Linked DNA regions of Homo sapiens: region 1 is linked to region 2. Evidence: chromatin contacts called from ENCODE Hi-C or POLR2A ChIA-PET data. All regions are on one chromosome and are shown on one strand. Each heading gives the region's core, a stretch centred on a gene start or an enhancer-like site at or near the end of the contact. The rest is flanking DNA. Distances are from core to core; before and after follow the strand shown.

Region 1 (6,414 bases), core at 1,117-3,616, 560 kb before region 2:
ACCAGAGCCAAAATCTCTCATCTGTATAACTTGGGGTACAGGGGTATCATGCCATTATTAAAATCAGAACAATTAAGGCCAAGAGCACGGTGGCTCATGCCTGTAATCCCAGCACTTTGGGAGGTTGAAGCAGAAGGACTGCTAGAGCCCAGGAGTTCCAAACCAGCCTGGGCAACATAGCAAGACCCTGTTTCTATAAAAAATAGGTAAATAAAATCAAAGCAATTAAGAAAACTGGGCTGTAACTCCAGCCCCTGCATATACTCCAGCCACCCACACTGCGTGCTACTTCAGGCCACTTCTCTCTCCAAAGCCCTATCTGCTCATCTGTAAAAATAAAATAATAGATTCTGCTTTGCAAAAGTGTGTGAGAATATTATGTACTTATGTTACTTAACAAGGCACTCAAAACATGGTAGTTACTACCATGGAAAAAAATCAACAAAGCACTTTTACTAAGAACTCATTCATGAAGAACTGAAAATTTGAATGGAGTCTCATCTTCTAACGAACTTCATGGTAACAAGCTTTCGCCTTGTCCAATGTGTTCCCTGGTCCATATGGTATACCCACAGTCTGAGTGCTGGTGGCCTTGTAACTTGGGGGAAGGTCCAAAAACACAATCAAATTGTACCGGCCTATTCCTAAGAAACTACCATAGCAATGTAATGACTCAACAGTCACTGGAAATTCTAGGTGGCATGGATACTGAAAGCAACAGCCTGGACCTCTCCTCCAAGGACCAGGCCAACAGGACCCCCTGGCTCATTCCAGAGAACCCCAAGAGACTGTTATTTCCATAACAAAAAGGAGTCCAGTATCTCTGACCTAATGAAAAAAGATCTCCGACCTAATGTAGAAAGCACTAAACAGACACAACAGGGCTTCTAGAAAGTCATGGGGCTGCCAACAAGATGCACATCCTTTAGGCAACTTCTGAGGCAATGTGGAAATGGAAGCGGCTGAGCTGGAAGGACTATTCCAGTAGTAAACTTTTACCTCCAAACAGCCTACCAACCCCAGACCTCCTTTGGCTCTCCCAGTGCTCAGTATGTGACAATGCCAAATCATATGAGACAGTTATATATGTATAACTCCCTAAATGCACTGGCAGGAATATACTTTATCTCTCCAGGGACCCTTTTAGGCAAGCATCATGTCTCCCACGCCATGTAGAATGCTTAAGCATTTTAACAGGCATGCAGAATCTGATGGATTTGCATTAACCTGGTTTTTCTGCAAGTCAGCTGAAAATGGACTGGACACTCGAGGGGAGGAGAGGCACTAACACAAAATTAAATTAACTAGGACATTTATCAAGTCGAACTTTAGTCAACTTAGGCAGCTTAAATAGGGAAGGGAGGAAACATCCATTTATCTCCTTTCCTCCAGCATTGCCTCTTTTCCTCATTAACATTATGGAGAGAAAAATGCAAAGCAATTTCCCTTCTAACTTTTTGCCCAAAAATTAAGGCAGTCTTTTTCTCCTACAAGCTGCTCAGTGAACATTCTACATCAATACAGAAGCACTGGACAACAGCCACACCATAGCAATTGTTAACTTTTTTCCCCCTTCTGAGAAAATATCCCCACTAGTCATGGCTTAATTTGCAAACCCCATTAGACAAAAAGTACCAGAAAATTGCTTGTCCCACTTCACGCAGTACCTTCCCTGTAGCAGTGACACAAGCAATTAGGTTAATACAACTCTGTCCCAAGAGAAGGAAAGGGGACAAAAGTCTCAACTTTCCTAAATGGAATGAAATTTTCCCCACTAGAGAGGCAAGGTTCAGTGGGTGAGAAAAGGGAATTGCAATGCTGTTAAATTCACTATTTAATAATGTAACGCCATAATCAACTGCAAGTCCTTGAACTTACATTATGCCTTTCTACTGGGATACTCATGTAATTTCAAATGTATTACTGTAAAAACCTGGTCATTGAAGAGGCAAAAGACGGGGGGGGGGGCGGGGGGGGCGGTAAATGGACTTTAATTAAAATGTGAATAATCCAAGTCCAGCTAATTCAAAGCATCTGACTTGAACACCTAGTCAGCTGGGAAACAGCAGCTGTTTCCAATTACAGGTGACTGTGAATTAACCGGTATCAGTATCTAATGAAGAAGCTGTGTATGTAGGAAATTTTCCAATTCTGGAAGTACAGCTGTGCACATGGCCTTTGTAAAAAAGGAAACACCAAAGATCCAAAACCCTGTCTATGTAACCTCCTTTTAGGTCAGGACAAAGTTTTCCAGCTCATTCCTGTCTTTGCTACTGACCCCAAGAGCCAACTGTTCCATGTTCAAGAGGGTTTCTCCACTCTTGAACCTGAGCCCAGAAACATTTTGCAAGGAGAGATCAAACAGCTCTTCCTGCTGCCCACACACCTTCTCCACTGGTCCGAGGTTGTCACCCCAAGTCACAGAGATGGAGGTAACCCAACAAAACAGAGGTTTTTAATCCTATCACACAAAATGGGAAACCAGAAGGGCTCTTGAAGTTCAGTGACCTCCTCAAAGCTAAAAGCGCAACCAAAACCTCCTTTAGTCTGGAGGTGCTCACTAGCCTCCAGTGGAGAAAGAACATTCCAGAAGGCTGACCAGCTTCTTTCTAACTGCAGGTGGAGCTTTAGACCATCAGATTGTCAGTGGCTTTTTAAGAATCCCACTAATATGCACAAGGACTAGAAGGAAGAATCAGGAGAAAACTGGGAAAGGGGGAGTGGATACCTCTAAAGTCTCCTTCCCAGGCTGAACCAAAGACTGAAGGTGCCCAGGATCACCACCAACAAAAAAACCCAGAATCAAAAAGAGGCCAACACAATATTGCCCTGGCTAAGTCACCCCTTCACACACAAAAAGTCGAGGTCTGAAATCTCCCACTCACCTCCTGGGCTGCTATATAAGAAGCCACTCTGGAAACATCACTTATTTGCCTGTGTTAAATTATCTGAATGAAGGAAAATAAATTTGGATCTGCAAATGCAACAGCATGCCAAATTGCCCTTTTCCCACACATTTCCTCTTTTACAAATAGAGCATGTTTCTTCAGAACAAAATACTAAATAATGCATATAAATGTTTAGTTTTTCTCTGTAAAAATTAAAAACAATCCCATTTCTCTAGCAGATAAAAATGCACCAGTGTCTTCATATGCCTACCTCTAAAGAACCACAAAAAAACATTAAAGACATCCCCCAAAACTATCTAAAATGAAAAGGGACAAATTTCCTTAATGCCCCCCAAAAACTCCTTTTTCAAAGATAGAGAAGCAGGCCAGGCACAGTGGCTCACACCTGTAATCCCAGCACTTTGGGAGGCCAAGGCAGGAGGATCACCTGAGGTGAGGAGTTCAAGACCAGCCTGGCCAAAACGGTGAAACCCCGTCTGTACTAAAAATACAGAAAATTAGGCAGGCGTGGTGGCGGGCGCCTATAGTCCCATCTACTCCGGAGGCTGAGGCAGGAGAATCACTTGAACCCGGGAGGCAGAGGCCACAGTGAGCTGAGATCGTGCCACTGCACTCCAGCCTGGGTGACAGGGCGAGACTCCATCTTAAAAAAAAAAAAAAAAGATATAGACAAAATTTTTCAGAGAAATGCAGAAGGGAAAAGAAAATGGAGCAGTATGTTCTTCAGTGAGTATCCCCAAGAATGACACCAATCTTTAGGTGTCATTTCATTCCATCTAGGATCCTGACTCAAAGCCAGGGTCCTACTAATTTACAACATTTCGAAAAATCGTGCTTCAAGAAAACTACCCTGAGAAACAGCTGTTTTGTTTGCTTGTTTGTTTGTTTTTTGAGACAGAGTTTCGCTCTTGTTGCACAGGCTGGAGTGCAATGGCACAATCTTGGCTCTCCGCAACCCACAAGTCCCAGGTTCAAGCGATTCTTCTGCCTCAGCCTTCCAAGTAGCTGGGATTACAGGCATGCGCCACCATGCCCAGCTAATTTTGTATTTTTAGTAGAGATGGGGTTTCTCCATGTTGGTCAGGCTGGTCTTGAACTCCTGACCTCAGGTGATCCACCCACCTTGGCCTCCCAAAGTCCTGGGATTACAGGCGTGAGCCACCACATCTGGCTGAAAAACAGTTTTTTAAAGAACACAACCATTAGTTGAAAATCATTCCCTTGGTTTTATAGTTTGTCAAGGAAGAAAATATAGCAGGGACAATTGGAAAAGAGATTATATGTGCACATCCCATGTGTACATCATTTGGCTATTAAATTCAGGGTATGTTTACAGAGAGCCCCGCTAAGTGTATTCAATAGCTCACAAATAAAACTCAGGTATTTTAAAATAAGGGTAGGGGAGACCACTACATGCAACTGCGATGTTTCCAGGCATAAGGCATCCTCCCCACCCACATGAGGAAACTTAGCACGTAAAAAATGAGGACCCAACAAAATCTAGTAAATGCCATATGCTGAATCCCCTAACTGCTTTCTCTATAGATGGCAACTTACTAGGCTTTATTTTGTAGGTTGATAAGAAAACACAAATATAACCTCTTAACCTAACTCCAGGAAGAAAAATCATTAAGATTGCTAATTTAACATTTTAGAGAATGATTTTTAAAGAGCCAATGGGAGCAGGGAGAAGAAAATAAACTTAGTGACTATGGCAAGAATAATAAACAAAATCATAACAACAAATAAAATGTATAGCCAGTGCCACGCAAAATTGAGTGGCCCAGGTACTATAATTATCACATCCATTTTACAGATAAGAAAACTGAGGCACAGAGATTGTGACAGAGGCAGGCTTCAAACCCAGGACTATGGCTGCATAAACCTGAGGTAATACCACCTTCCAGGATAGTGAAATCAAACACAGGCTCCAAAGTGAAACATCCTGATTTGGGGTCAAGTAGTGGTAGGGGGGTCCAACCCTGGCCCCTTTACCTGCTTTGTTTCCACAGCTGCAATTTGGGGGAAATGGCTAAGTCACAGAGTTGTGGTAAGAAGTGAATACGTAAAATGCTGTCTGTGTAAAGCATTTAGGGTAGGTATACATTCAATCAATGGTAGCTATTATCCAGTAACAACTTCTCTTTTTTAAAAACTATATAAGCTTTCAAGGTGAGTTCAGGATAGAAACCAGCAAAACAGTAAGAGCTCTACGCAGAAATTCCTGACACTGCTCTTTGTCTACTAAAGCAAGACATGGAAGCTTTGGGAAGTACATGATAACACTATGCAGGCAACGCATTATAGCTAGCTGTCTTCCTTCCAGAATGAAAACTGAAGAATGGTCTTCAGAAAGGACAACATAGAGGGCCACGGGGCCAAAAGATGCATTTTCAAGCAATGCTCAAGCCTTACAATTGCATCACTGTTTTTGTTTTTTTGTTTTTCTGCTGTTTTTTCGTTTTTTTGAGACAGAGTCTAACTCTGTTGCCCAGGCTGGAGTGCAATGGCACGATCCTGGCTCGCTGCAACCTCCACTTCCTGGGTTCAAGCGATTCTCATGCCTCAACCTCTCCTGAGTAGGTGGGACTACAGGCGACAGTCTCGCTCTGCCGCCCAGGCTGGAGTGCAGTGGCATGATCTCAGCTCACTGCAACCTCTGCTTCCCAGTTTCAGGCGATTCTCCTGCCTCAGCCTCCCGAGTAGCTGGGATTACAGGCACACACCACCACGCCCAGCTACTTTTTATATTTTTAGTATAGATGGGGTTTCACCATGTTGGCCAGGATTGTCTTTAACTCCTGGCCTCAAGTGATCTGCCAGCCTCAGCCTCCCAAAGTGCTGGGATTACAGGCATGAGCCACTGTGCTTGGCCCGCATCACTGTTTTTAAACATCTTTATACTGTAGGAGAGTGTCTCTTCAGTCCCTGCTGGTTCAGAAAAAGGTGAGATGAGGTCTCACTATTGTTGCCCAGGCTGGTCTCGAACTCCTGGGCTCAAGCAAGCCTCATGCCTTGGCCTCCCAAAGTGATGAGATTACAGGCATGGGCCACCACATCAGGCCTGGATCTTCTATAACAATAGTTTTCAAACTTCTGTTGGTAGCAGAGATCTTATTGGGAACCCTACCCTTCGATGCTCAGGTTGGGACAGAGATGTGAGATTTAAAAAAGAAAAAAGAAGCGAACCACTGCACCAAGAACAAAATCAGTCCCAAAGTCTTGCTACACGAAGTGTAGGCCCTGAGAGTTTGTTAGAATGCAGAATCCTAGGCCCCACTTCAGTCCTGCTGAATGAGGAGCTGCATTTTAACAAGATCCTTGTGTGATTAGAACCCACTGGCCTCAAGCCCTCCTGAACCTCCCTTGGTCCCAATCCTGCATGCCCCCTACACATGTCCCTCCCTACCACCTGAGAAAACAATCTCCAATCGGACAAGTATACAAAGTAGACAATAAATATTTGTAGAACTAAAATGAAATAAAATGAAAGGCTACAAACTTC
Region 2 (6,330 bases), core at 2,462-4,961:
TTCTCATGCGTTGTCTTCTACAATTGCAGTAGCCATCTGACAGATAATAGAATAATAGGAAGATGTTGCCTTGGACAATGGGCCAGCCAAAGAGCTGAATGAGAGACACTAAAATAAATAAATAAATATTCTAAAAAAGGCATTTTGACAGAAAAATTCTCCAAAGAGGGGAGGCATTCTCTTGTCTTTTCCTATCCACCTTTGCAGCAGGGTATCTTTTCCCCCTCACTTGGAGTCTTTCATCAGCTTTGGGCCCTTTCCTAGCTCCTCTGCTCTTTTAGAGACTTTTTTTTCAGGGGCCATGTAGTGGTTTAGATTTTAATGGAAGTATGTTAGGTGGGGCCTGGCTTCCATTATGCTGAGCTCAGGCCTAGTGATGTGATCTGTCCTCTTCACTGTTGTCAGGGAAGAAAAGAAGGAAGGGAGGAAGAAAAGGAAGAGAGGAAGGAAGGAAGGAAGGAGGGGAGGAAGGAAGGAAGGAAGGAAAGAAGGAAGGAAGGGAGGGAGGAAGGGAGGGAGTTAAATTAAGTTTAGCCCTAAAGCTATCTCCCTACATATTTTAAGTTCAGCCTAAAGGTTTCTCTGTACACAGTAAATGGTCACCCACCTGGACATGTAAACAGACTGTAATCTATTATTGTGCCAATCACCAAATTTTGGCCAATCACAGGGGGCCAACTGTTCAAGCCCTGTTCAAGTAAGGCAAACACCAGATTGTGACCAATCCAGCTGTTTCTGTACCTCACTTCTGTTTCCTGTCCATCACTCTCCTTTTACTGTCCATGAGTCTTCCACCATGTGGCTATGCTGGAGCCCCTCTCAACCTATTCTGGTTCAAGGGCTGCCTGATCCACGAATCATTATTTGCTCAATTAAACTCGGTTAAATTTTATTTGTCTAAGGTGTATCTTTTAACAGAGGGAGAGAAGAAGGAACTTATAGCAACTATCACGATGACAGTCGTATCATGCGTTCTTAGAAAAACAACCCTGAGGGTCGGCAATGGCTTTAGTATACTGAAGGGAATTTATAGTCGAAAACAATTAGTTTTAAAATGCAGCTGCACAGTCAAAACACTTGAAGAACTTAAAAACAATACTGGTGCCTGAGCCGCATTCCCAGAGAGCCTGGGGTGGAGACTGGACATCAGCACTTTTAAAGTCTCCCCTGGAGGCTGCAAAGCGCAGCCAGGGTTGAGAATCACTGTTCTAGATGGATCCCTCCTCGCATCCAGGAACAGCTGTTTGGAATAGAATCTTTGGATGGTGGAGTTTTTCACATGGTGAAAGGGTTGGGAACTTGTGTGGGAGAAGGCTCTGGAAGCAGAAGAACAATGGGAAGAGCTTTGATATCATCCAAGGTGGTCGTGGAGAGACTTGGCTGAAAGGTCCTTCACACCAACCTGGGGATGGGGAGATTTGATTTCATACTCGGGGTTCAGGAAGCAGAGAATTTTCTGCTCTCTACAGTTGAGAGCAGCCTGGGAGGACATCCAGCCTCTTCTACTCCCCTGCTGTGTTTTCTAGGCTTTGTAATCTGCCGTTTGGTTTCCTGGAGTGACCTACCGCCTAGGAAGGGAGCGCCCTGGACAGGCAGCTGGTCTCAGTTCTCCGGCCAGGAATACAGGAGAACCTTACATAACCCTGCAATTGAGCTCTTGGAAAGGAATGGCTGCCTGATGCAAAAATGCTTAATGAGAGGTGAACAATTAATGGAGGATGGGGCTCTGTTCCCAGGCCAACTAGGAGTGAGTGGTGACGGGTGCACAGGGTCTCGGAGTCACCCTGGGGCTGTGCTCATTCCTGACTCATCAGCAGCTCACTCACGACAGGCACATGCTGATGTCTCCATAGTTTGTCCCCAGGCAAGCATTCTGTTTCTATCTTGGTCTTGCCCTGCACACTCAGTTTTGGTATTTTAAAGGATTTGCTAATAATGTTCCTTTAGAATCGTTTTGTGGATCTGTCTTTCCCTTCCTTCTTTCCTTTGTGAGGGTTGTCTGGCATCTTTTTTTTACTCCCTGGCTGGTTATTCACAAACCAGAGGAACAGTCCTCATGTACATCAAACTTACCTCTCAACTCTCCAGGTGCTAAACCTTCTCATGGAGAAGAACAAACTTGACTGCTAGCCCATTCTGCAGCAGAATTCTGAGAGCTAGGGCAGGCTCTGTTACAGGTCAGGAGAATTGGCCTGATTAGAAACCATTTGAGGTAGGGAATGGGGGCTCACACCTGAATCCCAGCACTTTGGGACACTGAGGCCAGGAGTTGGAGACCAGCCTGGTCAATACATGAGACCCTGTCTCTACAAAAAAAAAAAAAAAAAAAAAAAAAAAAAAAATTTTTAGTACTCCGAATAAATGTATCTGTAAAAGGAAAGCCACAGTAATTCAGAGTCATGGTTTATATACCTATTTCACATAAGATGCCACTGTATCTTCTCCTACAATTAATAAGTTGTCTTTTTAGTACAATTCAGGTCTCTTTGCTTTTGGGTCTTAGAAGCCTAATTTTCTAGGCTCTGGCTATCTTTGACTACTAATAATATCATAAAACTATGATAATGATAATAACTCTTATTTATAAGAGTTGATATCAGGCACTGGTGTAAGGGCTTTCCTTACGTTACTGAATCTAATCCGTACATAAGATCAGTGTAGTCAGCATGATTAGTATCATCTCTAGGTTACACATGAGGGAATCAGGGCTTAGAACATCTGAGAAAATCCAGTGACGATAGAGTTTGAATTCAAATTGACATCATTCTGATTCCAGAGCTGATTCTTAGCCATGTCATATTCTAAGTGACGTTGAGATGACACGCATGATCTCATTCAATCATGTGGCTTTAAAATCCATCTATATGATGGGTGAGCCTCAAATTTATATCTCTAACTTAAACCCTCCCCAGGCTTGGGGATGCAACTGCCTGCTGTCATTGTCAGTCCAATTTCTTTCTTTCTTTTTTTTGAGATGGAGTCCCACTCTGTCACCCAGGCTGGAGTGTAGTGGCACGATCTTGGCTCACTGCAACCTCTGCCTCCTGGGCTCAAGCAATTCTTCCACCTCAGCCTCCTGAGTAGCTGGGACTACAGGTGTCTGCCACACCCAGATAATTTTTGTATTTTTAATAGAGGTGGGGTTTCACCATGTTGGCCAGGCTGGACTCAAACTCCTGACTTCAGGTGACCCACCCGCCTCAGCCTCCCAAAGTGCTGGGATTACAGGCGCCCAGCCCCTCAGTTGAATTTCTAACAGGCACCTCACACCTAAGCTGACCTAACAAGCTTGTTCTTGCCCCCTTGCTCTCCCTGCTCCCTCAGTAAATTTGTCTCCATTCAGTTACTCAGGCCTCGATGAAGGAGTCACCCTTGACTCCTCTCTTTCACAGCTCACATGGACACCATCAGCAAATCCAGTGGGATGCCTGTATTCAGAATCCATCCACTCCTTCCCTCCTCCACTGTTGCTGCTCCTCTACTGTCTGTTTTCAACACAGATGTCAGAGTGAGTCAGCTTTTGTCACTTCCTTGCTCAAAATCTTATCTCATTCAGAGAGTTCCAGTTAGTAAGTTATCATCTTTCAGCTCCAAAGCCTTCCTTCAATACTTGATTCTATGCTGGGCCCCTGAACACTGCATTTCTCCTTTGTTGGGCTCCTTGTTGCACTCAGCCAGTAGGGGTTGCTAGAGAGGCTCCTACTCTTTCCCATGGGTATCCTGTCTGCCTGTGGCTCCTGTGTGCAGCACCCCAGTACTGCTGCTTCATCTTGGCAGCAGCAGTTTCTTCCTGTAGCAGCTGTTCAATCTACGTTGCAATTTTTCCTACACTCAAGAACCAGACTCATTGTGCCTTTTTAGGGCCACAGCACTGACTGCCATTGCCCCATCTTTGAGGTTTGGGTTCTAGCCCCATGGGACTGTTTTCTAAGCTTCTAAATTTTAATTATCCGACAGCCCCCTTTTTCTTCTGCCAGCCCCAGGGGTGGAGCTTCCTGAAGTTGTTATACGAAAGACACCTTAGAGTTGTCTTTTTACTCTTTCAGTTACCTGGTTAAGACTTTATTCCTAGAAAATTATTCTTTATATTAAATTAGCCGTGTTAAAATAACTGGTGTGGCTTCTGTCTCCTGGTTAGGCCCTGACTGATGTGCTGAGTTAAAGGTGAAGTCCTTAAAATGGTTTGCAAGGTTGCAAGCGATCTGGCTTCCGGCCACCTCTCCTGTCTTAGCTCCTTCCACTGTCACCGTCATTCCTCGCTCCTTTTGGCCCCTTGCTGTTCTGTAAACACACCAATCCCTCTCCTGCCTCACAGTCTTGGCCCTTTCTGATCCCTTTGCCTGAAAAACCCTGCCCTGCAATTCTACATGGCCTCTCTTTCCCCTGCTTGGGTCTTCCTGAGATGTTACCTCTTCAGTGAGACCTTCCCTGACCGCACCACATAATCCACATCCCCCACTCCCCCCACCCCTGCCTGGATGATTTCTGTCCTTCTTAATCTGCCTTGCTTTTTCCATAGCACCTATCACCATCTGATAGTCTGTTTATTCATACTTGATTATTTGTTAATTCCTGTGTCCCCCTAACTAGCAAATAAACACCCCAACAAGGCAGAACTTTTCCTACTTTAGTGATTGCTACATCCCAGACTTTATAACAGTGTCTGGCGCATATAAATGCTTGAAAAGTATTTGTTGAGTGAATAGTAAAATTGAAGTTCTGGACTGTCAGGATTAAGACTGTCCTAGGCCCGGTGCTAGAGGGAGAATCCTAAAGAGGACGCTGGCCTTAGAGGAAAATGGTAATCATGCTTCCCACACCACATGTCAGGGAGAGCAGATGGCAGTGTCAGCTCACAGTTCGCATGAGTTTGGGGTGTACTTTTGAAGACTGAGTAATGTCTTTTCTCTCCCTTCTCCAAATTGCTATTGTTAGACCTGAAAAAGCCTGTAATAAAATTTGGAAGCTACTGAGTTTATGACATCTCAACTTTACCCTCCATTTCCACCCCAAATGGCTTTTGAACTGACACTGAATTGCTGCCTTATTAAATACCATCCTGAGAACTTTACAGAACATTTTAAGTGATGCCGAGCTCCCATGAGCTTCAATCATAATGGAAGAGCCTGGGACCGTTGGTTGTCAGCTTTTTCTTGTCATCTACATGGGGACTGTCTGTGAGGGTGTGTCTGCTGGGTGAAGTGCCACACCTCGCTTCCGAGACGGGGCCTAGCTCGCTAATCCAAGAGGGCTAGCAACATTTGCAAACCAGGAAGAGGCAAGAGAGGACTTTCTTAACAGTAGCAGTTACTGGAGACCTAACTTCTGAGGGTTGCAGGTTGAATTGTCCCTAATTCCTGGGGATGACAGGTTCCACTCTGCCCTGCCAGATTATGGGGACGCTCCCTGAATTACAGTGGCAGCTGTTGGGTTCCACTGCTGCGACTCATCTCTTCAGTCTTGTTGGCCTTGGATCTCAGCCACCCGAGTTTCAGAAGGTGGTAAGCTGGCCAGTGTTCTTGGCCCCAGAACACGGTTGTGATTGGTGCCATGTTAAATGCGAGTAGCAATTATGGCTGCCGATTTGAAAGGAGGCTGAACACGCTGGCTTTCATCGGGTCACCTTTGCTTGGCCACATGAGACTTTCCACTTAGGAAAATGAGGGCTGAATTCTTGATCCAGACAGGCTCTTTCAAGGTGTTGCGTTTCTGCTCTCAGATAAGACAACCCTGTGAAGTTGGGTGCTTTCTGCACTGTCACTGAACTTGGTGCCCTGTGAAAGGAGATTCTCTCTCTTTTTTTTTTTTTGAGATGGAGTCTTGCTCTGTTGCCCAGGCTGGAGTGCAGTGACGCGATCTCGGCTCATGCAACCTCTGCCTCCCAGGTTCAAGTGATTCTCCTGCCTCAGCCTCCCGAGTAGCTGGGGCTACAGGCATGTGCCACCATGCCTGGCTAATTTTTTGTATTTTTAGTAGAGACAGGGTTTCACTATGTTGGCCAGGCTGGTCTCGAACTCCTGACCTCATGATCCGCCCGCCTCAGCCACGTAAAGTGCTGGGATTACAGGTGTGAGCCACCATGCCCGGCTGAAAGGAGATTCTTAAATACACAAAATCCTTCACTCCAAGGGTTTAGATTTTTTGCTCAGTTTTAGCTGCAGACTTTGCTCAGTTTAGAGCTACTAGGGCTTTAGTTTACTGTGCCATATTTGAAACTAAAAGTCTGAATTATGCTTTATTTTTTGCATGTGTTATAGATAGCACGTAATGAATAAGCACCCTCAGAATACCTAGCACCATGTTAGGGAAACACAACGCTGAGGCCTTGGT

The links. Hi-C counts contacts between places; a loop is a spot of excess contacts on that map. ChIA-PET counts read pairs that join two places held with the same protein, here RNA polymerase II (POLR2A). Pooled maps may share reads with other maps.
Region 1: a loop to region 2 is called in a pooled map, with 3 times the contacts of the local background. The contact joins two enhancer-like sites. A Hi-C loop is called at or near these places in 1 of 50 pooled maps. POLR2A ChIA-PET finds 5 or more read pairs at or near these places in 3 of 52 experiments (B cell, H1 and naive thymus-derived CD8-positive, alpha-beta T cell).

The regions. Positions count from the first base shown.
Region 1 is chr6:15,271,088-15,277,501 of GRCh38, reverse strand. All of the region lies in intron 1 of JARID2 (jumonji and AT-rich interaction domain containing 2), which reads right to left. Among named protein-coding and RNA genes, the nearest start is that of JARID2-AS1, 26 kb to the right of the region's middle. Within about 2 kb of position 2,366, at least 2 of the 41 ENCODE cell types and tissues checked have a DNase peak (open chromatin) inside an H3K27ac peak, as active enhancers do.
Region 2 is chr6:14,708,597-14,714,926 of GRCh38, reverse strand. All of the region lies in intron 1 of LOC101928354 (a long non-coding RNA gene), which reads left to right. Among named protein-coding and RNA genes, the nearest start is that of LINC01108, 430 kb to the right of the region's middle. Within about 2 kb of position 3,711, at least 6 of the 41 ENCODE cell types and tissues checked have a DNase peak (open chromatin) inside an H3K27ac peak, as active enhancers do.